Linked DNA regions of Homo sapiens: region 1 is linked to region 2. Evidence: chromatin loops called from intact Hi-C (ENCODE). Cell type or tissue: IMR-90. All regions are shown on one strand. Links, peaks and the distances in the headings refer to the core of each region. The heading gives the core; the rest is flanking DNA.

Evidence for each region. Hi-C counts contacts between places; a loop is a spot of excess contacts. Peaks named below come from ENCODE experiments on the same cell type or tissue, not always from the same donor. Only the 100,000 strongest peaks of a DNase experiment are listed, where the experiment ranks them.
Region 1: it touches region 2 in a loop (5-fold over the local background); 2 of 110 quality-filtered maps call a loop at or near these places.

Annotation. Positions count from the first base shown.
Region 1 is chr19:9,394,411-9,410,508 of GRCh38, reverse strand. LOC112268250 (a long non-coding RNA gene) reads left to right here and starts at 3,449. Exons shown (of 3, transcript XR_002958434.2): 1 at 3,449-3,659. In IMR-90, for the core only: no CTCF peak of the experiment used is centred there; a DNase peak (open chromatin) is centred at 3,358; H3K4me3 peaks cover 1,429 bases; H3K27ac peaks cover 658 bases.
Region 2 is chr19:9,786,447-9,802,544 of GRCh38, reverse strand. It overlaps LOC100505555 (a long non-coding RNA gene), which reads left to right and starts at 9,365. Exons shown (of 2, transcript NR_148545.1): 1 at 9,365-9,611; 2 at 14,735-15,139. It overlaps LOC124904635 (a long non-coding RNA gene), which reads right to left and starts at 9,483. Exons shown (of 3, transcript XR_007067134.1): 1 at 9,392-9,483; 2 at 8,897-9,153; 3 at 129-623. RefSeq lists silencers at 6,083-6,272, 9,857-10,006, 10,347-10,716 and enhancers at 8,972-9,472, 9,473-9,973. In IMR-90, for the core only: a CTCF peak has its summit at 12,229 (motif pointing right); a DNase peak (open chromatin) is centred at 12,234; H3K4me3 peaks cover 341 bases; H3K27ac peaks cover 1,082 bases.

The sequences.
Region 1 (16,098 bases), core at 2,204-4,703, 380 kb after region 2:
CTGGTGAAATTTCTGCACAGGTGGCTTCTGGAGCTCCTGGACAAGGCGCACCTTTCCTCAAGAGCGTGACTCCTTGATGCTTGGAATCTGGGTGAGGACAGGATGAGGACATTTAAAAATACTGTTTAGTGTTAGGTTTTTAACTCATTGTTTAATTCTCTGACACAGCAGCTGAGCTTTTTTTTTTTTTTTTTTTTTTTTTTTTCTTGAGATGGAATTTTGCTCTTGTTGCCCAGGCTGGAGTGCAGTGGAGAGATCTTGGCTCACTGCAACCTCTGCCTCCCGTGTTCAAGTGATTCTCCTGCCTCAGACGCCTCAGTAGCTGGGATTACAGGCACGTGCCACCACGCCCAGCTAATTTTTGTATTTTTAGTAGAGATGGGGTTTTGCCATGTTGGCCAGACTGGTCTTGAACTCCTGACCTCAGATGATCTGCCCCTCTTGGCCTCCCAAAGTGCTGGGATTACAAGCATGAGCCACTGCACCCGGCACTGAGCAATTTTTTAAACCAATATATTCTTTGGTGCAGCATCTAATTTAATACTTATTTTAAAACCTAATCCTTTAAAAATCTTTTATTTGCCAGTTGATAGAGAATGTCTGTTTTAAACACACGTTTCTAATGTATAAATCTAATGTTAGCAATACAATTCCAAACCCTTTACTTATCAGTGGGTATTTTATTTAGCAGAGACTGTATAAAATGCACTGCTAGCCAAACTGCTTTTGAATTTCTTTTGCCCCAGATCTCTGGTTTTTGGAGGCTTCATTAAATAAAACTAATAATCCTCTATTCACTTTTTAAGAATTGTGGTAAAGTATATTACATAAAGTTTACATTTTAACCATTTTAAGTGTCCACTTCGCTGGCATTAAGTATACTCACATTGTTGGGCAACTGTCACCATCATCCCACTAAAAAATGTTTATCTTCCCAAACTGAACCCAGTAAACACTAACTCCCTACTGCTCCCTTCCCAATCTCTGGCAAACACCATTCAATTCTCTGTTGGAAACAAGTGCTCGACATAGCCAAAAGAAACCCCCTAGAAAATTTCTCCGCAGGGCACCTTTACTTCTGCAGAAGGGTGCTGCTTGTGCCCGTTACGATCGCAAGAGCACGATGAACAAAGAAGGGAAGGAGTTTTTAATTTAATGCAGTTCCTGTTTCTGTGTCGTCCCCCAATTGGCTGGGATTGGACTGCACAATCTAAGCTGATCCCGATTGGCTAAGACTTAAACTTTTCCAAATAGGGTAAATGTGCGATTTGTGGAAACAGAAGAGAAGAAAGGGGGTAGGATTGATGTACAACTTTTATAACTTATGATCAGAAAGTTGAGTCTTTGAAGAGGAACTTAGTTGTTCCAACATGTGTCTGTGTTAACCCCACTACTGTAGGTACCTCATAAAAGTGAAGTCCCAGTATTTGACTTTTTGTGACTAGTTTATTTCATTTAGCGTAACATGTTCAAGGTTCATGTTCATGTTCATGATCAAGGAACATGTTCAAGGAACATGTTCATGTTCATGTTCAAATTCTGCACATCTCAGAATTTCCTTTTTTAAGGCTGGATAATCTATTGTATGGCTATACCACAGTTTGATTTGCTTTCACCTTTTCAATATTGTGAATAAAGCTGCCATGAACATGGGTGTACAAATAGCTCTTCCAGTACCTGCTTTCAACTTTTTGATTAATATACCCAGAAGTGGAATTGCTGGATCATACGTTGGTATCATTTTTTAGTATTAATGTTTATTTTCCAACTCGGTCTTGAGGTTTCTCTCTTGAGAAAGGCCAAAAGCCAATATAGCCACACTCTTTTTTTTAATTTTTTTATTTTAAGAGTCTTGCTCTGTCATCCAGGCTGGAGTGCAGTGGCACAATCTCAGCTCACTGCAACCTCTGCCTCCTGGGTTCAAGTGATTCTCATGCCTCAGCCTCCCGAGCAGCTGGGATTACAGGCATCTCCCACCATGCCCAGCTAATTTTTATATTTTTTGTAGAGACGGGGTTTCACCATGTTGGCCACACTGGTCTTGAACTCCTGACCTCAGGTGATCCACTCACCTTGGCCTCCCAGAGTGCTGGGATTACAGGCCTGAGCCAACATGTCCGGCCCGAGATAGCCACTCTCTAGGAGAGCTGGTGGAGGATGTTAAGTTCAAGTGTGTCAAGTGAGACACAATGAGAAAGTGAAACCAAAATCAATGAAAGGAAAAAGTTTATTATAGATTCCAGAGAAGTTAGGGGTGCTGAATAATGGCCCACAGGAAGTCCAGAGACAGTATGGTGCTCAACCTGTGGGTAGGTTACTGGAGAGATGAAGAGACAGAGAGGGCCTGTGGGACTGTGCCTTTTAAGGACCATGGGTTTGTCCTTCAGTCTTTCTTCACGTGACTGTCGATTGGCTAGGGAAAAAAATGAAGGGGGGAATTTATTTACATGACTGTGGTGTTGGTCATTAGCTTTTATAGGAGTCAGCAGCTGTGAGATGAGGAACACGTGGGTTATATCAGGAAACAACCGCACAGGGAGAGGAAGTTTGTCAGACCTAAAAGCGTAGCAGCTTTATATTAAACAAATTATGACCTATGGCAATTCTACATTTATTCCCTATCACTTTTTTATGTTTTTAGGAGACAGGGGTCTGCCCAGGCTGGTCTCTAACTCCTGGGCTCAAGCAATCCTCCCATCTGGGTCTCCCAAAGTGCTGGGATTGCAGACGTGAATAAAACACCCGCCCCAAATCACTTTTAAATCCTACCACGTCTTGGCAGGTGTTTTATTCACACGGATATTTAGAAAATGCCAAAAAGGGTTTGTGTGTGTGTATGTGTGTGATATAAAGGTTCTGGTTTGGTTGTCAAAAATATAGGAAGAACTACAGTACACAGGGCTTTAAATTCCAAAGTTTTTCTTTGCTTGTAGACTGATATTTATCATAGTCCCTGGAGGAGGGTGTAAGGCCTCCAGCGACCCAGGATCCAGTTTCAGAGACTTCTTCATTAGGTTAGTGAATGTGGCCAAGTTACACCGCCCGTCCATGCCTCTGTTTTCCATCCATAAAGAGGGCAACATAAAAACGCTCTTGAAGGAGAAGAAGGGGAACCCCTCCCACGGCTCCAGGAGACCCCTGTGCAGATTTCACCTGGGGTCTGCATGGCCTGAAGGGTGGCTCTCCCACAGGCAATCCCGCCTCCAGGGCATCGCCCCGCCCCATTGTCTCCGTCTTGGTATCGCCCCGCCCCTTCTGCCTTTCCCGGGGGACGCTGGGATCTCTCTACTAGCTTTGGAAAGTCGCGGCTGTAGCGCCCTTCTAACGTCACCACGCGGCTCTCGTGGCTCCTGTTTCTCAGCCCATTCCAGGTCACCTCCCCCCCCTCCCCCGTTGCCCTCATGCCTGGAAACGGAAGTGCGCTCCCGGAAACGGAAGTGAATGCCGTACTCCGCGTGCAGGCCCGCCTCCTTCCACATCAACCAGTCTAAGGTTGCTCCCACCAGACTAGGAGGACTGGAGAGTAGGGTTGGGGTCAAAGGGTAGCCTCCTGCAGGTCGCCTCCTCCTGTGGCTTTCCCGGACGTCGCGCTGGGACTTCCTGCCGACACCGCACTTCTTCCCAGACTCCCACCTGCGCCGCTGGGGGCTTGGGTCCAGGTAAAAGGCGGGTCGGGAGTGCGGGCAGCGAGCTTCGGTGGGGCCTTTTCGTCCGCGGTCTCCCCTTTCCCAAGCCTCTTCATCAGCCTTTGCAGACTTTCTGCAGAAGGAAGAAAATCTCTTGCTGGAGTCGTGGTTGTTTTGTCCCCAGCAGCTTCACCGACCAGGGGATTCCAGCCAGTTTGGGTGAACACTGGGTGAATTTGTTCTTTTGGGGGATGTTCTTTATATTTGGTAAATTATGTACAGGTGGAGAAATTAGAAACTCATTGTTAGGGAGTACGGGCATCTGACACAATTAAATGCATGGGTGAATGAATGCATGTAAATGCAAATTTTACTGTCACGGAAAATCAGCTCGGTATTCAGCTCAGAACCCTGTAAATCTCTAAGCTTCAAAATACAAGCATCTCCAGAGAAAAAAAGAGAACATGCAGGCTTGTTTTTGTATCACAAATGGGAATTGAGTTGACCATAAACAGCAAGAGCCTTTTCCAAGTGGATTTTCCTTACCTTGTTAATTTGGAAATTTTCAAACTGAAGAAAATGTCAAAGTCTGGTACAACAAACCACCATTGCCCTAGATTCACTAAGTAATTAATCTCTTGTCATTTCCTTTTTTTGAGACAGTCTCACTCTATTGCCCAGGCTGGAGTGCAACAGCACGATCTCCGCTCATTGCAACCTCCACCTCCCAGGTTCAAGTGATTCTCTTGCCACAGCCTCCCAAGTAGCTGGGATGACAGGCGCAGACCACCACACCCAGCTAATTTTTGTATTTTTAGTAGAGACGGGGTTTCACCATGTTGGCCAGGCTTAACTCCTGACCTCGTGATCTGCCCTCCTGGGCCTCCCAAAGTGCTGGGATTACAAGCACGAGCCACCGCGCCTTGCACATACGAAGGTTTATAAGCTAAAAGTAAGTTGACGGTGAGGTAGGAGGCGGGACTAGACTCTGGAGTCTAGTGGGCTTGGACACCCCACCAAATTGAAGACTAGCTAAAACAGGTCTGTGCCACATGAATATTTTTTTTTGGTGTCTCCACTATTGAGTAGGTTCTCAGGTGGTCAGGGCCTCTGAGGTCTCCCTTTGGGCAATGCTGCTTACCCCCTTCCTTTCCTCCCTTCCACAGTTACCATTTGTTTAGCTCCTCTCTGCCCAGCCCTCTGGAATTTAGGTTCAACATCCAACTGTCCATTTTTAGCTCCTAATCCACTTTTATAACACCCTGCTATTTATATTTACACCTTTCTGGAAGGTGGGAATTTAAAAGGGAAAATTAACTAGACATTTGCTAAACTTAGGCTGAAACCCCCTGTAGCGATCCTTAGTCGACCTGGGGACAACAGCAAGCATCCCAGAGGACTTGGCACTGGAGTGTCTTTTACGCTATTGGAGCAAGTTCAAATTCGTCTTAAGAAGAGACTCATTTTTTGTTGCAGCACTGTTTGGGTTCAATACAGATTAGAAAACTAACAGATTTGGCCTACATATGGTTCTATACATTATAATGATATTTACAATTAGACTTATTTTGTAAAAAGGAAAATGGGAAGACGTCCCTTATGTACAGGCTTTTATGGCTCTTTACAGGCTCATGTTAATTCCAGGGACCAGAATGCCATGCCTAAGGGATCCCCTCCTAGCTGCTCCCTTTAGAAGGCTTACGTTTTCCCCAGGGTCTCTTCAGTCCCCCAATTCTGAGGGGCTTCCTACCAGTTTTTCAATGAAGGAACCCACCCCAAGGTCATCACTCACGCCTCCCCCTTATGCAAACTAGCCCCTATCCCTCCCACTTCCCAAGAGAGTAAGCCCAACCAGTATCACCAGGAGTGGGGCCCCATATCGGCCCCTAAAGTGAAACCTGTGTGCATTGTGGGTGGTAGCTAGTGGAAGTAAGGGAACATGTGCCATTTTCTGTGTCTAATTTGGCTTTATGCAAGGAAAAAATTGGACAGTTTTTAGAGAATCAAGAAAAGTTTATAGAGAAGTTTGTTAAGTTAACCATGTTGTTTCATTTAACTTGTTATGACTCACAAATATTGTCATCCGCTTGTTGTGTTGTGGGGAAAAGAAGTGGAGAAAAAAGGTGTGGTATATACCTATATAAATCCTATTAATCCTATTTCTCTGGAAAACCCTCACTAATACAGGATTGGTTTTTGTTGTTGTTGTTGTTTGTTTGGTTTTTTTTTTTTAAAGAGATGGGGTTTTGCCATGTTGCTCAGGCTGGTCTCGAACTCCTGGACTCAAGTGACCCACCCACCTTGGCTTCTCAAAGTGCTGGGAGTACAGACATGAACCACCATGCTCGACCTTGTTGAAACTTTTTGCATCTGTATTTGTGAGCCATGGTGTTGGCCTGTAGTTCTCTGTTGTTTTAATGTCTTTCGTTTTGGTATTAGGGTGATGCTGGCCTCACAGAATGTTAGAAAGTATTCCCTCTGCTTTTTCTGGAAGAGATTGTAGAAAACTGGCATACTTTCTTACTTTCTTCCTTAAATGTTTGGTAGAATTCACTAGTGAACACATCTGGACTTGGTGCTTTTTGTTTTGGAATGTTATTATTCTTTTTCTTTATAGATACAGATCTATTTAGATTGTCTGTTTCTTCTTGTGTGAGTTTTGGCAGTGATATGGTTTGGCTGTGTCCCCACCCAAATCTCATCTTGAATTCCCACATGTTGTGGGAGGCACCCGGTGGGAGGTAATTGAATCATGGGGCAAGTCTTCCCCATCCTGTTATTGTGATAGTCAATAAGTCTCACTAGTTTTGACTGTCTTAAAAACGGGAATTTTTCTGCACAAGCTCTCTCTTTGCCTGCCAACATCCACGTAAGATGTGACTTGCTCCTCCCTGGCTTCCACCATGATTGTGAGGCCGCCCCAGCCACGTGGAACTGTGAGTCCAATTAAACCTTTTTCTTTTGTGAATTGCCCACTTTCGGGTATGTCTTTATAAGCAGCATGAAAACAGACTAATACAGGCATATTGTTTCTTTCACATCACTGATGTATTTCATCTAGGCTTTCAAATTTGTGGATGTAGAATTGTTCATGAAATTGCTTTATTATCCATTTCGTATTTGTTATTTTTATTTTTTATTATACTTTAAGTTTTAGGGTAGATGTGCACAACGTGCATGTTAGTTACATATGTATACATGTGCCATGTTGGTATGCTGCACCCATTAACTCGTCATTTAACATTAGGTATATCTCCTAATGCTATTCCTCCCCCTCACCCCACCCCACAACAGGCCCCGGTGTGTGATGTTCCCCTTCCTGTGTCCATGTGTTATCACTGTTCAATTCCCACCTATGAGTGAGAACATGTGGTGTTTGGTTTTTTGTCCTTGGGATAGTTTGCTGAGAATGATGGTTTCCAGCTTCATCCATGTCCCAACAAAGGACATGAACTCATCATTTTTTATGGCTGCATAGTATTCCATGGTATATATGTGCCATATTTTCTTAATCCAGTCTATCATTGATGGACGTTTGGGTTGGTTCCAAGTCTTTGCTATTGTGAATAGTGCTGCAATAAACGTACATGTGCATGTGTCTTTATAGCAGCATGATTTATAATCCTCTGGGTATATACCCAGTAATGGGATTGCTGGGTCAAATGGTATTTCTTGTTCTAGATCCCTGAGGAATCACCACACTGACTTCCACAATGGTTGAACTAGTTTACAGTTCCACCAACAGTGTAAAAGCGTTCCTATTTCTCCACATCCTCTCCAGCACCTGTTGTTTCCTGACTTTTTAATGATTGCCATTCTAACTGGTGTGAGATGGTATCTCACTGTGGTTTTGATTTGCATTTCTCTGATGGCCAATGATGATGAGCATTTTTTCATGTGTCTTTTGGCTGCATAAATGTCTTCTTTTGAGAAGTGTCTATTCATGTCCTTCGCTCACTTTTTGATGGGGTGGTTTTTTTCTTGTAAATTTGTTTGAGTTCATTGTAGATTCTGGATATTAGCCCTTTGTCAGATGAGTAGGTTGCAAACATTTTCTCCCATTCTGTAGGTTGCCTGTTCACTCTGATGGTAGTTTCTTTGGCTGTGCAGAAGCTCTTTAGTTTAATTAGATCCCATTTGTCAATTTTGGCTTTTGTTGCCATTGCTTTTGGTGTTTTAGACATGAAGTCCTTGCCCATGCCTATGTCCTGAATGGTAATGCCTAGGTTTTCTTCTAGGGTTTTTATGGTTTTAGGTCTAAGATTTAAGTCTTTAAGAGATCCAGTTTCAGCTTTCTACATATGGCTAGCCAGTTTTCCCAGCACCATTTATTAAATAGGGAATCCTTTCCCCATTGCTTGTTTTTGTCAGGTTTGTCAAAGATCAAATGGTTGTAGATATGTGGCATAATTTCTGAGGGCTCTGTTCTGTTCCATTGGTCTATATCTGTGTTTTGGTACCAGTACCATGCTGTTTTGGTTACTGTAGCCTTGTAGTATAGTTTGAAGTCAGGTAGCATGATGCCTCCAGCTTTGTTCTTTTGGCTTAGGATTGACTTGGCAATGTGGGCTCTTTTTTGGTTCCATATGAACTTTAAAGTAGTTTTTTCCAATTCTGTGAAGAAAGTCATTGGTAGCTTGATGGGGATGGCATTGAGTCTATAAATTACCTTGGGCAGTATGGCCATTTTCCCGATATTGATTCTTCCTACCCATGAGCATGGAATGTTCTTCCATTTGGTTGTATCCTCTTTTATTTCATTGAGCAGTGGTTTGTAGTTCTCCTTGAAGAGGTCCTTCATGTCCCTTGTAAGTTGGATTCTTAGGTATTTTATTGTCTTTGAAGCAATTGTTAATGGGAGTTCACTCATGATTTGGCTCTCTGTTTGTCTGTTATTGGTGTATAAGAATGCTTGTGATTTTTGCACATGATTTTGTATCCTGAGACTTTGCTGAAGTTGCCTATCAGCTTAAGGAGATTTTGGGCTGAGACGATGGGGTTTTCTAGATAAACAATCATGTCATCTGCAAACAGGGACAATTTGACTTCCTCTTTTACTAACTGAATACCCTTTATTTCCTTCTCCTGCCTGATTGCCCTGGCCAGAACTTCCAACACTATATTGAATAGGAGTGGTGAGAGAGGGCATCCCTGTTTTGTGCCAGTTTTCAAAGGGAATGCTTCCAGTTTTTGCCCATTCAGTATGATATTGGCTGTGGGTTTGTCATAGATAGCTCTTATTATTTTGAGATACTCTCATCAATACCTAATTTATTGAGAGTTTTTAGCATGAAGGGTTGTTGAATTTTGTCAAAGGCCTTTTCTGCATCTATTGAGATAATCATATGGTTTTTGTCGTTGGTTCTGTTTATATGCTGGATTACGTTTATTGATTTGCGTATGTTGAACCAGCCTTGCATCCCAGGGATGAAGCCCACTTGATCATGGTGGATAAGCTTTTTGATGTGCTGCTGGATTCGGTTTGCCAGTATTTTATTGAGGATTTTTGCATTGATGTTCATCAGGGATATTGGTCCAAAATTCTCTTTTTTTTATTGTGTCTCTGCCAGGCTTTGGTATCAGGATGATGCTGGCCTTATAAAATGAGTTAGGGAGGATTCCCTCTTTTTCTATTGATTGGAATAGTTTCAGAAGGAATGGTACCAGCTCCTCCTTGTACCTCTGGTAGAATTCGGCTGTGAATCCATCTGGTCCTGGACTTTTTTGGTTGGTAAGCTATTAGTTATTGCCTCAATTTCAGAGCGTGTTATTGGTCTATTCAGGGATTCAACTTCTTCCTGGTTTAGTCTTGGGAGGGTGTATGTGTCAAGGAATTTATCCATTTCTTCTAGGTTTTCTAGTTTATTTGCGTAGAGGTGTTTATTCTCTGATGGTTGTTTGTATTTCTGTGGTATCAGTGGTGATATCCCCTTTATCATTTTTTATTGCATCTATTTGATTCTTCTCTCTTTTCTTCTTTATTAGTCTTGCTAGTGGTCTATCAATTTTGTTGATCTTTTCAAAAAACCAGCTCCTGTATTCATTGATTTTTTGAAGGGTTTTTTGTGTCTCTATTTCCTTCAGTTCTGCTCTGATCTTAGTTATTTCTTGCCTTCTGCTAGCTTTTGAATGTGTTTGCTCTTGCTTTTCTATTTGTTTTAATTGTGATGTTAGGGTGTCAATTTTAGATCTTTCCTGCTTTCTCTTGTGGTCATTTAGTGCTATAAATTTCCCTCTATACACTGCTTTGAATGTGTCCCAGATTCTGGTATGTTGTGTCTTTGTTCTCATTGGTTTCAAAAAACATTTTTATTTCTGCCTTCATTTCGTTATGTACCCAGTAGTCATTCAGGAGCAGGTTGTTCAGTTTCCATGTAGTTGAGCGGTTTTGAGTGAGTTTCTTAATCGTGAGTTCTAGTTTGATTGCACTGTGGTCTGAGAGACAGTTTGTTATAATTTCTGTTCTTTTACATTTGCTGAGGAGTGCCTTACTTCCAACTATGTGGTCAATTTTGGAATAAGTGTGGTGTGGTGCTGAGAAGAATGTATATTCTGTTGATTTGGGGTGAAGAGTTCTGTAGATGTCTATTAGGTCCACTTGGTACAGAGCTGAGTTCAACTCCTGGATATCCTTGTTAACTTTCTGTCTTGTTGATCTGTCTAATGTTGACAGTGGGGTGTTAAAGTCTCCCATTATTATTGTGTGGGAGTCTAAGTCTCTTTCTAGGTGTCCAAGGACTTGCTTTATGAATCTGGGTGCTCCTGTATTGGGTGCATATATATTTAGGATAGTTAGCTCTTCTTGTTGAATTGATCCCTTTACCATTATGTAATGGCCTTCTTTGTCTCTTTTGATCTTTGTTGGTTTAAAGTCTGTTTTATCAGAGACTAGGATTGCAACCCCTGCCTTTTTTTGTTTTCCATTTGCTTGGCAGATCTTCCTCCATCCCTTTATTTTGAGTCTATGTGTGACTCTGCACGTGAGATGGGTTTCCTGAATACAGCACACTGATGGGTCTTGACTCTTTATCCAATTTGCCAGTCTGTGTCTTTTAATTGGAGCATTTAGCCCATTTACATTTAAGGTTAATATTGTTATGTGTGAATTTGATCCTGTCATTATGTTAGTTGGTTATTTTGCTCATTAGTTGATGCAGTTTCTTCCTAGTCTTGATGGTCTTTACAATTTGGCATGTTTTTGCAGTGGCTGGTACCGGTTGTTCCTTTCCATGTTTAGTCCTTCCTTCAGGAGCTCTTGTAGGGCAGGCCAGGTGGTGACAAAATCTCTCAGCATTTGCTTGTCTGTATTTTATTTCTCCTTCACTTATGAAGCTTAGTTTGGCTGGATATGAAATTCTGGTTGAAAATTCTTTTCTTTAAGAGTGTTGAATATTGGCCCCCACTGTCTTCTGGCTTGTAGAGTTTCTGCTGAGAGATCAGCTGTTAGTCTGATGGGCTTCCCTTTGTGGGTAGCCCGACCTTTCTCTCTGGGTGCCCTTAACATTTTTTCCTTCATTTCAACTTTGGTGAATCTGACAATTATGTGTCTTGGAGTTGCTCTTCTTGAGGAGTATCTTTGTGGCTTTCTCTGTATTTCCTGAATTTGAATGTTGGCCTGCCTTGCTAGATTGGGGAAGTTCTCCTGGATAATATCCTGCAGAGTGTTTTCCAACTTGGTTCCATTCTCCCTGTCACTTTCAGGTACACCAATCAGATGTAGATTTGGTCTTTTCATATAGTCCTATATTTCTTGGAGGCTTTGTTTCTTTTCATTCTTTTTTCTCTAAACTTCTCTTCTTGTTTCATTTCATTCATTTGATCTTCCATCACTGATACCCTTTCTTCCAGTTGATCGAATCGGCTACTGAGGCTTGTGCATTTGTCATGTAGTTGTTGTGCCTTGGTTTTCAGCTCCATCAGGTCCTTTAAGGACTTCTCTGCATTGGCTATTCTAGTTAGCCATTCTAATTTTTTTTCACGGTTTTTAACTTCTTTGCCATGGGTTCAAACTTCCTCCTTTAGCTTGGAGTAGTTTGATCATCTGAAGCCTTCTTCTGTCAACTCGTCAAAGTCATTTTCCGTCCAGCTTTGTTCCATTGCTGATGCGGAGCTGCGTTCCTTTGGAGGAGCAGAGGCGCTCTGATTTTTAGAGTTTCCAGTTTTTCTGCTCTGTTTTTTCCCCATCTTTGTGGTTTTATCTACCTTTGGTCTTTGATGATGGTGATGTACTGATAGGGTTTTGGTGTGGATGTCCTGTTTGTTAGTTTTCCTTCTAACAGTCAGGACCCTCAGCTGCAGGTCTGTTGGAGTTTGCTGGAGGTCCACTCCAAACCTGTTTGCCTGGGTATCAGCAGCAAAGGCTGCAGAACAGTGGATATTGGTGAACAGCAAATGTTCCTCTGGAAGTTTTGTCTCAGAGGAGTACCCAGCCATGTGAGGTGTCAGTCTCCCCCTACTGGGGGATGCCTCCCAGTTAGGCTACTCAGGGGTCAGGGACCCACTTGAGGAGGCAGTCTGTTCATTCTCAGATCTCCAGCTGCATGCTGAGAGAACCACTGCTCTCTTCAAAGCTGCAGACAGGGACATTTAAGTCTGCAGAGGATTCTGCTGCCTTTTGTTTGGCTGTGCCCTGCCCGCAGAGGTGGAGTCTACAGAGGCAGGCATGCATCCTTGAGCTGCGGTGGGCTCCACCCAGTTCAAGCTTTCCAGCCACTTTGTTTACCTGCTCAAGCCTCAGCAATGGCGGGCGCCCCTCCCCCAGCCTCACTGCCACTTTGCCGTTTGATCTCAGACTGTTGTGCTAGCAATGAGCAAGGCTCTATGGGCGTAGGACCCTCCGAGCCAGGCGTGGGATGTAATCTCCTGGTGTGCCGTTTGCTAAGACCATTTGAAAAGTGCAGTATTAGGGTGGGAGTGACCCGATTTTCCAGGTGCTGTCTCTCACCCCTTTCTTTGACTAGGAAAGGGAATTCCCTGACCCCTTGCGCTTCCCAGGTGAGGTGATGCCTCGCCCTGCTTCAGCTCACGCTCGGTGCGCTGCACCCACTTTCTGACACTCCCCAGTGAGATGAACCCGGTACCTAAGTTGGAAATGCAGAAATCACCCGTCTTCTGCATCACTCATGCTGGGAGCTGTAGACTGGAGCTGTTCCTATTTGGACATCTTGGCTCCGCCCCCCATTTCATATTTATGAGATCTGTAGTGATGTCCCTTCTTAATTTCTGCTATTAGTAATTTGTGTCTTCTCTGTTGTTTCTTTGTTAGCCTGATGAGAGGTTTATTTTATTCATCCTTTCAAAGAACCAGCTTTTGGTATTGTTGATTTTACTCTATTTTCTGTTTTCAATTTCACTGACTTTTGCTTGAGGTTTTTTGTTTGAGACAGTGTCTTGCTTTGTTGTCCAGGCAGGAGTGCAGTGGCATGATCATGGCTCACTGCAGCCTCAAACTCCTGGACTCAAGGGATGCTTCCACCTCAGTCACCCAAATAGAGGGGAGTACAGGCATGTGCCACCATGCCTGGCTTTTAAAATTTTTGTAGAAATGGAGTCTAGCTGTGTTGCCCAGGCTGGTCTCAAAACTCCTGGCCCTCAAGTGATCCTCCCACACTGGCCTCCAAAAGTGCTGAGATTACAGGCATAAGCCACCATGTCTGGCCTTGAATTTTTATTATTTCTTTTCTTCTGCTTACTTTGGATTTAATTTGCTTTTTTTTTTTTTTTTTAGTTTCCTAAGGTGGAAGCTTAGATGATTGGCACAGATCTTTTTTCTTTTCTAACCATTCAGTGTTATAAATTTCCCCCGAAGAACTGCTTTTGTTGCACCCCACAAATCTTGTTAAGTTGTATCTGTTGTCAGTGCAAATTTTTTAAACTTTTTTTGAGATTTCTTGTTTGACCTATTTATTTAGAAGTGTGCTGTTTGATCTTCAAGTATTTTGAGATTTTTTTAGCTGTCTTTGATTAGTTTCCAGTTTAATTCTGTTGTGATCTGAGAGCATACATTGTATGATTTCAGTTCTTTCATATTTGTTAAGAGGTGTTTCATGACCCGCAGTGTGGCCTGTCTTGATGAATATTCTATGTGAGCTTGAGAAGAATGTATAATCTGCTGGTTTTGGATGAAGTAATCTATATATGTTAATTATATCCAGTTGATTGATAATGCTGTTGAGTTTTACTACATTCTTACTGATTTTCTCCCTGCTGGATCTGTCCATTTGTGATAGAGGGGTATTTATTTTTAATTAATTTATTTTTTCATTTTTTTTTTTTTTTTTGAGATGGAGTCTTGCACTGTCACCTGGGCTGGAGTGCCATGGCGTGATCTCAGTTCACTGCACCCTTTGCCTCCTGGGTTCAAGCGATTCTCCTGCCTCGGCCTCCCAAGTAGCTGGGACTATAGGTGTGCACCACCACACTTGGCTAATTTTTACATATTTAGTAGAGACGAGGTTTCACCATATTGACCAGGCTGGTGTCAAACTCCTGACCTCGTGATCTAACCGCCTCGGCCTCCCAAAGTGTGCCACTGTGCCTGGCGATAAAGGGGTATTTAAATCTCCAGCTATAATAGTGGTTTTATCTATTTCTCCATGCAGTTCTACTAGCTTTTACCTCATTTTGATGCTCTGTCATGTGTACACACATTAAGGATTGTTATGACTTCTTGGAATATTGGTCTCTTTAAGTTATGCCCCTCTTTATCCCAGATAACTTTCCTTGATATGACGTGTGCTCTGGTCCAGGCACAGGGTCTCACATCTGTAATGCAGAACTTTGGGATGCTGAGGTGGAGGATCGCTTGAGGCTAGGAGTTTGACACCAGCCTGGGCAATGTAGCAAGACCCCACATCTGTAATTTAAAAAAGTTGAAGTCTGCTCTGTCTGAAATTAATATAGCTACTCCTGCTTTCTTTTGATTGTCATTAGCATGGTATATCTTTCTTCATTCATCTTTTAATCTATATGTGTCTGTTTAATTAAAGTGGGTTTCTTATAGACAATGAATAGCATTCCTTATAGCCCTCGTCATCTAACCTATTGACCACTGGCATATTACACACCTACACCCCATCACCAATCCTCAACCCCCATCACTGACCTTAACTAATGCACTTTCCATCCCTGGTAAATATTCTATGGGCGCCACAGTACTTACCTCTAAATTCCCAATGAGCAATCCCACGGACCTTCCATCAATGACTCCACAGTTCCCCAGTATGACTGACCATCTGAATCTCCACCAAGCCCCCTTGGGATCACATCGCTGACCCCCACATAGCCACACCATTGATTTCAGACTGCACATCCCTGACCCCGCTTCATATATATCACCGACCCCACAGAGCTGCAACATAGCACCAGAGATTCCTCCATTGATCTCTGTATAATCCCTATTACTGCTCCTAAGGAATCTCTATCACTAACCCCACAGTGTACATGTTACTGACCCCAGAGACTCCTAATCACTGTCCCTACAGACCTTCATCACTAACCTCACAAATCCTCACTGTATTGATGTGTTTTCATGCTGCTAATAAAGACATACCTGAGACTGGGTAATATACAAAGGAAAGAGGTTTAATTGACTCACAGTTCCACATGGCTGAGGAGGCCTTACAATCATGGCAGAAGGCGACTGAGGAGCAATGTCCTGGCAGTAGGCAAGAGATCTTGTGGAGGGGGACTTCCCTTTATAAGTCCATCATATCTTGACTTACTCACTACCGCAAGAACAGTATGGGGGAAACTGCCTGTAATTCAGTTATCTCCACCTGGCCCCACCCTTGACATGTGGGGATTATTACCATTCAAGGTGAGATTTGGGTGGGGACACAGCCAAACCATATCACTCACTAACCCCACTGACCCCTGTGGTCTCACAGTAGAGATGAATAGACCTCATCACTGATCATAAAGACCCACAACACAAACCACCAAAGACTCCCCATTATTTCTTTTCTTTTTGTTTTTAGACAGAGTCTTGCTCTGTCACCCAGGCTGGAGTGCAGTGGTGCGTGATCTCGGCTCACTGCAACCTCCGCTTCCTGGGTTCAAGCGATTCTCTTGCCTCAGCCTCCTGAGCAGCTGGGATTACAGGCACACACCACCACACCCGGCTAATTTTTGTATTTTTGTAGAGACAGGGTTTCACCATGTTGGCCAGGCTGGTCTCGAACTCCTGACCTCAAGTAATCCTCCCTCCTCAGCCTCCCAAAGTGCTAGGAGTACAGGTGTGAGCCACAGCGCCTGGCCACTCCCCATTATTTCTAATAGTGGTGTAAGCTGTTATCTCTTGGTTAAGATAGTGTCTGGCAAGTTTCTCCACTGTGCATTAATTTTTTTAATTTAATTTTTTGTTTTTCTTTAGACTGAAAAGTTGCAAAACTGCATTAATTAAAAGTAGGTTATACTTAAATGCTTTTAGGGGGCAATGTGTTAAGACTATGTAAATATCTTTTTCCTCTTA
Region 2 (16,098 bases), core at 10,705-13,204:
CTCGCTCTGTCGCCCAGGCTGGAGTGCAGTGGCACGACCTCAGCTCACTGTAACCTGCGCCTACCGGGTTCCAGCAATTCTCCTGCCGCAGCCTCCTGAGTAGCTAGGATTACAGGTGTGTGCCACCACGACCGGCTAATTTTTGTATTTCTAGTAGAGACGGGGTTTCGTCATGTTGGCCAGGCGGGAGACCCAAGTTCTTATTTCCAGAGGAAGCCTCCAGGTACTAGACTTCAGAGAGAATAGGTTGTAAAATGTTTATCCGACAGACCTGGGGGCGTGGCTTCCAATGAAGACCAGCCCCAGAAGGCCGGGCTGGGAGACTGCGAAGTCGGAGGGGTTGAGGGGACTTCAGGCAGAGTGGGTGGAGCAAAGGAGAGGGCTCAGGCTTGGGGGCGGGACTTGGGTGGGTCCTCCATTCTGGTTGGCCAAGCCTCTATGTCCCAAATAAAAGTCTCTACCTTCCCGAGAACTTATTACAATAGAACACCAGATTTCCAGAGGTATCTGCCAGTCCACAGAGTGAATCACGTTTCCATTCATCCCGTTTCTTCTATAGGCCCTTGAAGAGAGTTTTAACATTTTCTTCTTAAATCGGTTGTATCTTTCGGTGAGGTTAACTCCTAGAGATTACATATAAATACATTTAGGTTTTTTGCTCTTTTTTCCAACCGATGGTTATTGAGGAGTTCTGAGAGATGAGAAATGTGCTGATTTAAATCACAAATGTAGGCCAGACGCAGTCGCTCACACCTGTAATCCTGGCACTTTGGGAGGTTGAGGCAGGGTCCTTTGAGCCCAGGAGTTCTAGACCAGCCTGGGCAACATGGGGAGACCCTGTCTCTATGAAACATTAAAATTAAAATTAAAAAAAGAAAAATAAATAGCCCGGGCGCGATGGCTCAAGCCTGTAATCCCAGCACTTTGGGAGGCCGAGGCGGGTGGATCACCTGAGGTCAGGAGCTCGAGACCAGCCTGAACAATATTGTGAAACCCGCTTATACTAAAAATACAAAAAATTAGTTGGGCGTGGTGGCGGGCGCCTGTAATCCCAACTACTTGGGAGGCTGAGGCACCAGAATAGCTTGAATCCGGGAGGCGGAGGTTGCAGTGAGCCGAGATGGTGCCATTGCACTCCAGCCTGGGCGACAAGAGCAAAACTCTGTCTCAAACGAAACAAAACAAACCAAAAACCCAATAAAATACAAAAATTAGCTGCGCGTGGTGGTGCACACCTGTAATCCCAGCTACTCGGGAGGCTGAGGCAGGAGAATCGCTTCAACCTGGGAGGCGGAGGTTGCAGTGAGCCGAGATGGCGCCACTGCACTCCAGCCTGGGTGACAGACTGAGACTCCTTCTCTATATAAAAAAAAAAAGAAATAGAAAAAAGAAAAATGAATAGGCCGGGCACGGTGGCTCACGCCTGTAATCCCAGCACTTTGGGAGGCCGAGGCGGACGGATCACTTGATGTCAAGGGTTCGAGACCAGCCTGGCTAACACGGTGAAACCTCGTTTCTACTAAAAATACAAAAAGTTATCCGGGCATAGTGGTGCGTGCTTGTAATCCCAGCTAGTCGGGAGGCTGTGGCAGGAGAATTGCTTGAACTCGGAAGGCGGAGTTTGCAGTGAATCAAGATCACACCACTGCACTCCAGCCTGGGTAACAGAGGGAGACTCCGTCTCTTAAAAAAAAAAAAAGGAAAATAAATAAATAAAGTAGATCACAGATATAAAATAGTGTCCAGATGAAACAATAGATGCCCAACATCCTGGAATGGGACATCAATTAAAATAATAAAAATAGAAAAGAACAAGAGATGCCCAGCAAATAGTTATTTTCACTTTCCCCCTAACGAAGGGTGAAGAGGTCTACAAATGTTCGCTGTTTCTCTTAATTCCTGTGTTTTGAGAATTAAGGATTTATAAGGCAAACCAAGTGATGCGCTGTTGTCTTCTGGAGACCTATGGTATTACATTTCATCTCAAGCAGGTGCTTTTTGAAACTTACCTTTAAACCTTCCTTCCCTATTGGAAAGTTATCACTTGAAAAAGCATTTTCATCATACCTGTAATCCCAGCACTTTGGGAGGCTGAGGTGGACGGATAACCTGAAGTCAGGAGTTCCAGACCAGCCTGGCAAACATGGTCAAACCTCGTCTCTACTAAAAGTACGAAAATTGGCTGGGCACAGTGGCTCACACCTATAATCCTAGCACTTTGGGAGGCTGAGGCAGGTGGATCACCTGAGGTCAGGAGTTCAAGACCAGCCTGGTCAACATGATAAAACCCCATCTTGGCCGGGTGCAGTGACTCACGCCTGTAATCCCAGCACTTTGGGAGGCCAAGGTGCTCGGATCACGAGGTCAGGAGATTGAGACCATCCTGGCTAACACAGTGAAATCCCGTCTGTACTAAAAATACAAAAAAATTACCTGGGCGTGGTGGCGGGCGCCTGTAGTCCCAGCTACTCAGGAAGCTGAGGCAGGAGAGTGGTGTGAACCTGGGAGGCGGAGCTTGCAGTGAGCCGAGATCGCGCCACTGCACTCCAGCCTGGGCGACAAAGTGAAACTCCATCTCAAAAAAAAAAAAAAAAAAAAAAAAAAGAAACCCCATCTCTACTAAAAATACAAAAAATTTGCCAGGTGTGTTGGTGGGCCCCTGTAATCCCAGCTACTTGGGAGGCTGAGGCAGGAGAATCGCCTGAACCCAGGAGGCAGAGGTTGCAGTGAGCCGAGATAGTGCCATTGCACTCCAGCCTGGGCAACAAGAGCAAAACTCAATCTCAAAAAAAAAAAAAGTACAAAAATTAGCTGGTGTGGTGGTGCTCGCCTGTAATCTCAGCTATTCCTGTGGCTGAGGCATAAGAATTGCTTGAACTCACGAGGGTTCAAGTTGCAGTGATCTGAGATCGTGCCACTGCACTCCAGTCTGGGCAACAGAGCAAGGGGCCAGCAAAAAAAAAAAAAAAAAAAAAAAAAAGCCTTTTCCAAGCTGGGATGGGGATGGAACAACAGTTTGACAGATGAGAAAACTGGGACTCAGAGTCATCTACACACAGTATTTCCACTTCATCTCCAGGAAATGACTGAAGGAATTTAGGGGATGTCTGTCAATTTCTGAGGAAAGACAGAACAGCAAGTGCAAGGGCCCTGAGGCAGGAAGGCAGGACAATGCTTCTGTAACAGCAGAAGCCCTGTGTCTGAAATGGTTTAAGTGAGTTGGGTAGGATGGAGACTAGCAGGAAGGAAGTCAATTATCAGTCAGATCATATGGGGCCATGAGAACAACTAAACATTTTGGGTTTTACTATGAGTGCAATGCAAAGTCATAGAAGGGTCTGAGCTACTGGAGCAATATTATCTGATATATATTTTAAGAATATCTGTCTGTCATTTGTACAACTCTTGGGAATCAAAGGTAGAATCAGGGAGCGTAATTGGAAAGTTAAGGCAATAATCCCGATGAGAAGAAAGTGGTTTGGAAAGTTGGTAGCAGGGGAGAACAGAGGGGTTGTGGCATGGTCTGAGGCTAAAGTGAAGGTAGATCCAAGAGCTATCTGCTGATGGATTTTCTTTCTTTTTTTTTCCTTTTTTTTAGAGACAGTCTCACTCTGTCACCCAGACTGGTGTGCAATGGCACAATCATAGCTCACCGCAGCATGGAACTCCTGGACTCAGGTGATTCTTCCACCTCAGCCTCCTCAGTAGCTGGGACTACAGGCGCCCACCACCACAGTCAGCTATTTTTTTTTCTTTTTGTAGAGATGGGATGTCACTATGTTGCCCAAGCTTGGCTCTAACTCCTGGCCTCAATCGATCCTCCTGCCGTGGGCTCCCAAAGTGTGGGATTATAGGCATGAGTTACCAAGCTTGTAACCGCCTAACTGCCTAGAGCTGATTTACCAATACAGGAAATTGCAATAAAGAAAGAGTTTCATTCATGCAGAGCCAGCTAGCCGTACAGGAGACCAAAATTTTACTATTATTCAGATCAGTCTCCCTGAAAACTCTGGGATCAGGGGGTTTGTTTGTTTGTTTTGAGACAGAGTTTCGCTCTTGTCACCCAAGCTAGAGTGTAATGGCGCCACCTCAGCTCACTGTAACCTCTTCCTCCTGGGTTTAAGAGATTCTCCTGCCTCAGCCTCCCGAGTAGCTGGGATTACAGGTGGCCGCCACCACGCCTGGCTAATTTTTCTATTTGTTTTTTTTAGTAGAGACGGGGTTTCACCATGTTGGCCAGGCTGGTCTTGAACTCCTGACCTCAGGTGATCCACCTGCCTTGGCCTCCCAATGTGCTGGGATTACAGGCGTGATCCACCGCACCTGGCCTGAGATCGTGGTTTTTAAGGATAATTTGAGATAATTTTAAGGATAATAGGGGGTCTGAAAGTGGGAAGTGCTGATTGGTTGAGTCTGAGATGAAATCACAGGGAGTGGAACCTGTCCTGTTGCTCTGAGTCAGTTCCTGGGTGGGAACCACAAGACCAGATGAGCCGGTTTATCCATCTAGGTGGCCTCAACTTGTGCACTGAAACACAGGGTCTGCAAAATATCTCAAGCACTGATTCTAGGTTTTACGATAGTGATTTTATCCCCAGGAGCAATTTGGGGAGGTCCAGAATATTGCACCCACCAGCTGCATGACTCCTAAACCATAATTCCTTATCTGTGGCTAATGTGTTAGTCCTGCAAAGGCAGTCTAGTCTCCAGGGAAAAGGAGGTTTGTTTTGGGAAAGCATTATTGTTGTTTTTGTTTCAAAGTTAAACTATAAACTAAGTTCATCCCAAACTTAGTTTGGCCTATGTCCAGGAATGAACAAGGACAGTGTGGAGGTTAGAAGCAAGATGCAGTTAGTTTGGTCAGATCTCTTTCCCTGTAATCAGTTTCTCAGTTATAATTTTTGCAAAGGTGGTTTCAAGCCCAGTACCCAGGGCTCGTAAGAAAGACATTCAGCTAGGCGCGGTGGCTCACGCCTGTAATCCCAGCACTTTGGGAGACCGAGGCGGGTGGATCACGAGGTGAGCAGATCGAGACCATCCTGGCTAACACAGTGAAACCCCGTCTCTACTAAAAACAAAACACAAAAGATTAGCTGGGCGTGGTGGCAGGTGCATGTAGTCCCAGCTACTCGGGAGGCTCAGGCAGGAGAATCGCTTGAACCTGGGAGGCGGAGGTTGCAGTGAGCCGATATCGCGCCACTGCACTCCAGCCTGGGTGACAGAGTGAGACTCCGTCTCAAAAAAAAAAAAAAAAAGACATTCAGGTCGTGCGCGGTGGCTCACCCCTGTAATCCCAGCACTTTGGGAGGCTGAGACGGGCAGATCACATGAGGTCAGGAGTTTGAGACCAGCCTGGCCAACATGGTGAAACTCCATCTCTACTAAAAATAAAAAATTAGCCAGGTGTGGTGGCATGCACCTGTAATCCCAGCTACTCGGGAGGCTGAGGAAGGAGAATCACTTGAACCCGGAGGTGGAGGTTGCAGTGAGCCGAGATCGCGCCACTGCACTCCAGCCTGGGCAACAGAGTGAGACTCAGCTTCAAAAAAAAAAAAAAAAAAAAGAAAGAAAAAAGAAAGACATTCAATTAAGCTTCTTCCTTTTCCCACAGACTCTAGAGTTTAACGTCTTCAGTGGGAATCAGCATGGACGTTCAGAACAGTCCCTCCTTAAACACAAAGACATTTCCTACCTCATACCTCATAATCACATGATAGAAGGGGTGAGAAAGTCTCCACGGCCAATCCCATACAGGGGTGTTCAAGAATACAGTTATGGGTTGTTAGTTTTTGTTTCTGGTTGGGCCTGCAAAGCCTCTTCCTCATCCCTCTTTTCCACTTATCACTAGAAACAGAAACTAAAAACCATGGCTTCAGGCTGCTACAAGTCTAAAACAAAACAAAACAAGACAACAACAACAAAATAAGGCGACTTGGACAAACTTGCTAGTAAATCCATTAACGAAGGCCCCGCCCTCATGATCTAATCACCTCCCTAAGGCCTCATATCCTAATTTCATCACTTCTGCGGTTAGGATTTAAGCATTTGGCTTTGCGGAGTGGTGGTGTGGAGGCAGGACACACACAACATACAACCTTCAGACCATAGTGAGGTAGGAGACTGGGTAGGACTTACTTTGTTTCCTGGTCCCAACAGGATAAAGTGAAGAAGCCACCGGGAACCAGCAGATGGCACCAAAAGCCATCTCTAGTTGCTCTCCTTGCTTGTTAGGGTAAGACACTCCTACCAGAGCCATGACAGTTGATAAGTACCATGGCAACAACATGAAAGTTACCATTCACTTCCACAACAATCACCTGGAAGTTATAGCCTCCTTTCTAGAAAGTTCTGCATGGCACACCCCTTAATTTGCATGTAATTAAAAGTGAGTATAACTATAGCTAGCCAACAGCACAAAATGCTGATTCTGGGCACACTGCATAGGTTTTAGCTGTACTCTGGAAAAAGCAACTCTGAGTGAATGAAAGATCCTTGTGTAGCACCACCAGTTGAATTCTTTCCTGGGTGAATCCCCAATGATGGCACTTACCTGCATCAGTAGCACACTTCTATTTCCTTAGGCACCTGCTTATAAGCTAAAACTGCCTGCTTGCCAAAAGGATATAAGAATTTTTATTTTTCATTTGGATAAAGGCAATTAGTTAACACAAATGGCCACCCCAATTACCAAACTTAGGATGAACTTCAACAACATTGTTAACACAGTCATTGTGTTGTGAATTCTTTTTTTTTTTTTTTTTTTTTTTTTTTTTGAGACAGAGTCTTGCTCTGTTGCCCAGGCTGGAGTGCACTGGCGAGATCTCGGCTCACTGCAACCTCCACCTCCTGGGTTCAAGCGATTCTCCTGCCTTAGTCTCCCAAGTAGCTGGGACTCAACACACCCAGCTAATTCTTTTGTATTTTTAATAGACACAGGGTTTCACCATGTAGCCAGGCTGGTCCTGACCTCCTGAATTCAGGTGATCCATCCACCTCAGCCTCCCAAAGTGCTGGGATTACAGGCATGAAAACCAGCACACCTGGCCCACCTGTGCACTGTTAGTGAGACTATAAAACGGTGCAGCAGCTATGAAAACCAGTATGGCAGTGGTTCAAAAAATTAAAATTGGTATTATCACATGGTCTAGCAATCCCACTTCTGGGTATATATCTAAAAGAATGGAAAACAGGCTCTCAAAAAGATATTTGACCACCCACGTTTATAGCAGCATTATTCATAATGGCCAAGAACACACCTCATTCATAAGGGTGTATTTTGGGGCTTTCTATTCTATTTATTGGTTTAATTTATTTACCACTACACCAATATTACTGTCTTTTTTTTTGCGACGGAGTCTCGCTCTGTCGCCCAGGCTGGAGTGCAGTGGCACGATCTCTGCTCACTGCAAGCTCCACCTCCCGGGTTCATGCCATTCTCCTGCCTCAGCCTCCTGAGTAGCTGGGACCACAGGTGCCTGCCACCACGCCCGGCTATTTTTTGTATTTTTAGTAGAGACGGGGTTTCACCGTGTCAGCCAGGATGGTCTCGATCTCCTGACCTGGTGAACCGCCCGCCTCGGCCTCCCAAAGTGTTGGGATTACAGGCGTAAGCCACCGTGCCCGACCCTGTCTTTCTATTTCTTAATGTCTGTAGGGTAAGTGCCAACAGTTCTTCAGGAGTATTTTGTACCTCCACATACATACATTTTATTATAAGTAGATCAGGTTCCTCATCAAACATGTTATTTTGACTGAAAACTTGTTAACTTTCTATATTAAGTAAGAAGAATTCAAGTCTTTATATTGAAACTTCTAATCCATCAACAAGGAAGGTCTATCCATTGATCTAGGTCATCTTTGATTTCTTTCAATAGTAGTTTACAAATTTCTCGGAAGAGATATTGCATACTTTTTTGTTGTATTTATTTCTACTTATTTTATTGCTGTTGTAATATTGCTGTTAAAAGAGACAAGTCGGCCGGGTGCGGTGCCTCACGCCTGTAATCCCAGCACTTTGGGATGCCGAGGCCAGCGGAATACCTGAGGTCAGGAGTTCCAGACCGGCCTTGCCAACGTGGCGAAGCCCCGTCTCTACTAAAAACATACAAAAATTAGCTGGGCGTGGTGGCATGCGCCTGTAATCCCAGCTACTCAGGGGCCTGAGGCAGGAGAATCGCTTGAACCAGGGAGGTGGAGGTTGCAGCAAGCCAAGATCAAGCCACTGCATTCCAGCCTGGGCGACAGAGCAAGACTCCGTCAAAAAAAAAAAAAAAAAAAAAAAAAGAGAGAGACAAGACAATTATCTTTGCATATTGAGTTTTTAGCCACTATTCTTGCTAACCCGCACATTATGTGTAACAATTTAGATTCTTTTGGATCTCCCACTTAGACAATTATGTTGTCTGTAAATAATGGCAGAAAAGAAATGTAGATAATGTTTCTTCCAATTTCTTTTTCAGACAGGGCCTTCCTCTGTCGCCCCAGCTGGAGTGCAATGTTGCCATCTCAGCTCACTACAACCTCTGCCTCCGGGCTCAAGTGATCCTCCTGTGTCAGTCTCCGAAGTAGCTGGGACTATAGACATGCATCACCATGCCTGGCTAATTTTTGTATTTTTTAAAATTGAGACAGGGTTTTGCCATCTTGCCCAGGCTGGTCTCAAACTCCTGAACTCAAAGCGATCTTCCTTCCAAAGTGTTAGGATCTCAGGCGTGAGCCGCGCGTGGCCGTAACTACAATGCTTGATAGAATTCGTGAGAGTGGGCATCGTTGCTGTACTCCTGAGCTTAGAACAGTTTTCAGTATTTCACTACAATGTTAGCTGTAGATTTTTTTACATGCTCTTTATCAGTTTGTTGAGAGATGTTGAGAATGGGCCCGGTGCGGTGGTTCATACCTGCAATCTCAGCTCTTTGGGACGCCAAAGAGGGAAGATCGCTTGAGCTCAGGAGTTCGCGACCAGCCTGGGCAATATAGTGTGACCTCCCATCTCCACGAAAAATTTAAAAATTAGCCTGCTGTGGTGTCACGAGCCTGTAGTTCCAGCTACTGTTGAATTTGAGGGAAGATCGCTTGAGCCCAGGGATTGGAGGTTTCCGTGAGCCGTGATCGAGCCACTGCACTCCAGCCTGTGCGACAGAGGAAGACCCTGACCTATAAAAACGCAAACAAAGTAGTGAAGAGAGATGTATCAGTTATCTACTGCCGTATAACAAACCACCAGGAAACAGCGCATCCTCGTACAAGCCGCATGAATGCAGAGGAAAGCGAGCAGAGGCATTTCGAGGTCCCGCCCAACAGACTCCCTCCATCGTGGTCCCGCCCCCACCCCAAGCCGCCGCCGGGTTCTGCCCCCACGGTGCCCAGTGAAGCCGGAGGGACGGGGTCCAACCGTTGTCGGCTGCGCGGAAACTGGGACTTCTCCCCAGGGTCGTGGAGGACGCGGCCGCCGACCCTCCCACCGCCTCACGCCTCGGAGACCGGGTCCAGAGCCCTCAGCCGCTTCCGAGCCCCGAGAGGGGAATCAGAAGTGCGCGTGATCAGAGCGGCACCCCCTTCCCAGGAACCGCAGCTGAACCAACGGTTTCCCCTGCACCAGCCTTTGCGACCAGGTGGGGCTTCAGGTGCGGCTTCGCCACGTGGAGGCAGGAAGACCCGGGCAGGGACTCGGTGAGGGGGAGACGGGGGTGGGGTCTTGGTGACCGAGAGACGGGGGCGGAGACTTGGTGAGGGGAGACGGAGGCGGGGACTCGGTGAGAGGATTGACGGGGGCGGGGACTCGGTGAGGGAGAGACAGGGGCGGGAATCGGTGAGGGGAGACGGAGGCGGGGAATCGGTGAGGGGAGAGACGGGGGCGGGGACTCGGTGACGGGGAGACGGGGGCGGGAATCGGTGAGGGGACGACGGGGGCGGGGACTCGGTGAGGGAAGAGAAGAGGGCGGGACTCGGTGAGGGGGAGACGGGGGCGGGGACTTGGTGAGCGGACGACGGGGGCGGGGACTCGGTGAGGGGAGAGAAGAGGGACTAGGTGAGGGGGAGACAGGGACTCGATGACAGACAGGGCAGGGTCTCGGTGAGGGGAACCGGGGGCCGGGGACTTCGTAAGGGAGAGACAGGGGTGGGGATTAGGTGATGGGGAGACTGGGACGAGAACTCGGTGAGGGAGAGACGGGGGGCGGGGACTCGGTGAGGGGCTGTCAGAGGCGGGACCTCAGTGAGGGGAGAGAAGAGGGCGGGATCTCAGTGAAGGGAGAGAAGAGGGCGGGGACTCGATGAGGGGGAGACGGGGCCGGGGACTCGATGACGGGAAGGGTAGGGGACTCGATGAAGGAGAGACGGTGGCGGGGACTCGATGAGGGAGAGGCGGGGGCGGGGTCTCGGTGAGGGGAGAGACAGGGATGGGAACTCGGTGAGGGGGAGGCGGGGGCGGGGACTCGGTGAGGGAGAGGCGGGGGTGGAGACTTGATGAAGGATAGACGGGGCGGGTACTCGATGAGGGGGAGTCGGGGGCGGGGTCTCCGTGAGGGGAGAGACGAGGGCGGGGTCTCAGTAAGGGAGAGGCAGGGATGGGGACTCAGTGAGGGGGAGGCGGGGGCGGGGACTCGGTGAGGGCGAGGCGGGGCGGAGACTCGATGACGGAGGACGGGGGCGGAGACTCGATGAGGGCGAGACGGGGGCGGGGTCTCAGTGGGGGAGAGACAGGGATGGGGACTCGGTGAGGGCGAGGCGGGGGCGGGGACTTGGTGAGGGCGAGATGGGGGAGCGGTCTCGGTGACGGGGAGACGGGGTAAGGTCTCTGTGAGCGTAGATGGGGCTGGTGTCTCAGTGAAGGCGCAATGGGGGCGGGGATTCAGTGAAGGCGGAGACCGAGGTGGAGTCTCCCTGAGTGTGGAGATGAAGGTAGAGACTCCGTGTAGGATAGGAGGACCGGGACTCAGTGATGCGGGAGTCTGTGGGCGGAGGATTACCCAGGTGCCCAGGCAAGAGACTGAAGGCACAAACTGTTTCAGTATAATAAAGAAAACAGTTAGAATAAGAATAGTTATAAATTAGATATAGAGATGATCATGGACATTATCAATCATTAGTATGAACATTATTAATCATTAGCTTTTAATATTACTCTTTGTTGTATTACTAACATAACCAAGGAATAACGGGCGGGTGTAGGATCAGGTGCTGAAGGGACATTGTGAGAAGTGACCAAGAAAGCAAGAGGTGAGCCCTCTGTCAGGCCCGCATAAGGGCCGCTTGAGGGCTCCTTGGTCAAGCGGTAATGCCAGTGCCTGGGAAGGCACCCGTTACTTAGCAGACCATGAAAGGGAGTCTCCCTTTCCTTGGAGGAGTCAGGGAACACTCTGCTCCACCAGCTTCTTGTGGGAGGTTGGATATTATCCAGGCCTGCCCGCAGCCATCCGGAGGCATAAACCCCTCCCTGTGGTGCTGTGCTTCAGTGGTCACTTTTCTTGTCCACTTTCATATTCCTCCGGTACTCCTGGTTCCTCTTTGAATTTCTTAGAAGATAGTGGTAGAAGAAATAGTGAAAGTCTTAAAGTCTTTTATCTTTCTGATAAGTGCGTAAAAGAAAACACTGGGCCGGGCGCAGTGGCTCATGCCTGTAATCCCAGCACTTTGGGAGGCCGAGGCGGGTGGATCACGAGGTCAGGACTTCAAGACCAGCCTGGCCAAGAAGGTGAAACCCCATCTCCACTAAAAATACAAAAAATTAGCTGGGTGCAGTGGCAGGCGCCTGTAATCCCAGCTACTTGGGAGGCTGAGGCAGGAGAATCGCTTGAACTCGGAGGGCGGAGGTTGCAGTGAGCTGAGATCGGGCCATTGCACTACAGCCTGGTGACAGAGTGAGACTCTGTCTCGGGGGAAAAAAAAAAAAAAAAAAAGAAAATGCTGATGTATGCTGTCTTCCCTCTCTTCTTCAGCTACCTATAAGGGAAGGGCCCCCTGTCCTATGATCACGTGACTTGCTTGACCTTATCAATCACTTGGATGACTCACCCTCCTTACCCTGCCCCCTTGTCTTATATACAATAAATATCAGTGCATCCGCCATTTGGGGCCACTACTGGTCTCTGCGTCTTGGTGGCAGTGGTCCTCAGGGCCCAGCTGTCTTCTCTTTATCTCTTTGTCTTGTGTCTTTATTTCTTATGATCTCTCATCTCCACACATGGGGAGAACACCCGCAAAGCCCTGTAGGGCTGGACTCTACCAGGAGATGGAGCCCGGGACTCAGTTGTGGGGAAAAGAAAGAGAGATCAGATTGTTACTATGTCTATGTAGAAAAGGAAGACATAAATTCCACTTTGATCTGTATTAAGAAACATTGTTTTGCTTTGAGATGCTGTGAGTCTTAACTTTAGCCCCAACCCTGTGCTCACAGAAACATGTGCTGTATTGAATCAAAGTTTAATGGACTTAGGGCTGTGCAGGATGCCTTGTTAACAGTATGTTTGCAGGCAGTATGCTTGGTAAAAGTCATCGCCATTCTCCATTCTCGATTAACCAGGGACACAATGCACTGCGGAAAGCCGCAGGGACCTCTGCCCAAGAAAGCTCTGAGATGGCCTGAGATATGGCCTCATGGGAAAGGAAAGACCTTACCATCCCCCAGCCTGACACCCCTAAAGGGTCTGTGCTGAGGAGGAGTAGTGAAAGAGGGAGGCCTCTTTGCAGTTGAGATAAGAGGAAGGCTTCTCTCTCCTGCTCCTTCCTGGGAATGGAATGTCTCCGTGTAAACTGACCATTCCCATTCGTTCAATTCTGAGATAGGAGAAAACTGCCCTGTGACTAGAGGCGGGATATGCTGGCAGCAATACTGCTCTGTTACTCTTTGCTACACTGAGATGTTTGTGTAAAGTGAAACTTAAATCAGGCCTACGTGCACATCCAGGCACAGTACCTTTCCTTGAACTTATTCGTGATACAGATTCCTTTGCTCACATGTTTCCCTGCTGACCTTCTCCCCACCTGTTGCCCTGCTACACTCCCCTCACTAAGATAGTAAAAATAATGATCAGTAAATACCGAGGAAACTCAGAGACAGCCAGCGGTGCAGGTCCCCTGGGCCCACTGTTCTTTCTCCATACTTTGTCTCTGTGTCTTATTTCTTTTCTCAGCCTCTCATCCCACCTGACGAGAAATACCCAGAGGTGTGGAGGGGGAGGCCCCCTTCACTCGGTGAGGGGACAGACAGAGGTTAGATCTCGGTGAGGGGTGGGCAGAGCAGAGTCATCGAGGGGACAGACGGAGGCAGGGTCTTGGTGATGGAGAGATGGGGGCGGGTTCTCAGAGAAGGATGAGCGCGGGTTCTCGATGAGGTGAGAGACGGGGGCGGGGTCTCAGTGAGGGAGAGATGAGGGCCAGATATTGTGAGGCTGCATATTGCAATGATGCATATTTCCCAGTCTCACTGACTTCTTATGTTTAGGTCAGTATATGAAAAAATCTACATGGGCCTGGACTTTATTTTTTTCTTTCCTTTTTTTTTTTTCAGACGGAGTCTTTTTTCTTATTCTTAAAAAAACAAAAATTCTTAGCTGGGTGCGGTGGCTCATGCCTGTAATACCAGCACTTTGGGAGGCCGAGGTGGGCGGATCACCTGAGGGTGGGAGTTCAAGACTAGCCTGGCCAACATGGAGAAACCCCGTCTCTACTGAAAATACAAAATTAGCCAAGTGTGGTGACACATGTCAGTAATCCCAGCTTCTCGGGCGGCTGAGGAAGGAAAATCGCTTGAACATGGGAGGCGGAGGTTGCAGTGAGCCAAGATCACACCATTGCTCTCCAGCCTGGGCAAGAAGAGTGAAACTCTGTCTCAAAAAAAAAAAAAAATCTTAAAAAAAAATCACCATTATCGAGCTGGATGCAGTGGCTCACTCCTGTAATCCCAGCACTTTGTGAGGCCGAGGCGGGCGGATCGCTTGAGCTCAGAAGTTCCAGACTAGCCTGGGCAACATGGTGAAACCCCGTCTCTACCAAAAATACAAAAATTAGCCGGGCATGGTGGTGTGCAACTGTAGTTCCAGCTACTTGGGGGGCTGAGGTGGGAGGATCCTCTGAGCCCAGGAAGTCGAAGCTGCATTGAGCCATGATCACGTCACTGCACTCCAGCTTGGGTGACAAAGCTAGATCTTGTGTCAAAAACAAAACAAAACAAAGCACCATTATGTCATCATTTTTTATCCAAAAACATAAATTTTGAAGGCCTGGCACAGTGACTCATACCTGTACTCCCAGCACTGGGAGGCTGCAGCAGGACGATAACTTGAGCCCAGGAGTTTGAGGCTGTAGTGAGTTGTGATCGCACCACTGCACTCCAGCCTGGGTGACAGAGTGAGACACTGTCTCAAAAAAACAAACAAAAAACAAACTGATGGTCAGGCGAGGTGGCTCACACCTGTAATCCCAGCGCTCTGGGAGGCTGAGGCCGACGGATCATGAGGTCAGGAGATGGAGAACATGCTGGCCAACATGGTAAAACCTGGTCTCTACTAAAAATACAAAAAATTATCTGGTCGTGGTGGCACGCGCCTGTAGTCCCAGCTATTTGGGAGGCTGAGGCAGGAGAATTGCTTGAACCTGGGAGTCGGTTGCAGTGAGCCGAGATCGCGCCACTGCACTCCAGCCTGGCGACAGAGCAAGACTCTGTCTCAAAAACAAAAAACAAAAAACAAAAACAAAAACAAAAACCTGATTTACTTCTTTTCCCAATTCATTTCAGACCAGAAGACCATGTAGCACCAAAAAGATAGCTGCAAAGCGGAATAAAGTTGGGGAAAACAATCTGCTGGCCGGAAGAGAGTAAGATGCAGGAGGATGATTGCCGGTTCTCCGCAGCACGAGTCAGGGAGGCCATGAGATGGAAGAGCCACCCCACAATGGGAAGAACCTGGAGACAAGGTTCTCCTTGTCTATGCCCAAGAGAAGCCACCCTTCAGGAGAGAGTTTCTGAGTTTCATGAACTTGGGGAACATTCTAAACCTATTCAAAATATGCTTACTCACAGAGAGGTCTCACAAGTAGGCACGTCGTCCATAAATGAGACTCGCATGTTGAATATTTACACAGAATTCAGTTTTTGTTTAGATGACTATCAGAATAAAATATCTGTGTATGAAAAGCCTTATGAATGTCATGACTATAATGGAACCTATGGCAAAGCATTCATCGTACTCAATTTGAAGGAATTCAGACAAGGCAGAAGCAGTCTAGGTGCTCTGAAAATGGCAGCAATTTTTTTTTTTTTTTTGCGACAGAGTCTCGCGTCTTGCTCTGTCACCCAGGCTGGGTTGCAGTGGCATGATCTCGGCTCCTGCAATCTTCTCCTCCCGGGTTCAGGCGATTCTCCCACATCAGCCTCCCAAGTAGCTGGGATTACAGGCATATACCACCACGCCCGGCTAATCTTTGCATTTTTAGTAGAGATGAGTTTTCACCATGTTGGCCATGCTGGTCTCAAACTCCTGACCACAACTGATCCGCCCACTTCGGCCTCCAAATGTGCTGGGATTATAGGCATGAGCCACCACACCCAACCTAAATGGCAGCAGCTTCTAATGTAGCAATGCACTTGCTTGCTTGTCAAGACAGACTTTCCATGGGGGAGAATCCCTATGAGTGCAATAAGAGTGACAAAGTCTTCAGTTGATTAGTTATCCCTTAATTGACAGGCATCGACTCAACGTGGTGAGAAGCCACATGTACATAATCCATGTGGAAAAACCAGGCCTGGAGCGGTGGCTCACGTCTGTAATCCCAACACTTTGAAGACTGATTACAAACTGGGAGGTTGAGGTAGGAGAATCCCTTGAGCCCAGGAGTTCAAGACCAACCTGGGCAATATAGTGCAACCGCTATCTCCACAAAAAATTAGCCTGCTGTGGTGTCACGAGCCTGTAGTCCCACCTACTAGAGGAATTGAGGCCGGAGGGTCACTTTAGCCCAGGGGTTGGAGGCTGCAGTGGTGAGGGTCTCGGTGAGGGGGACATGGGGGCGGGCACCCGGTGAGGGACAGACGGGGGCGGGAGCCATGATTGCGCCACTCACTCCAGCCTGGGCAACAGAGGGAGATCCTGACCTTAAAAA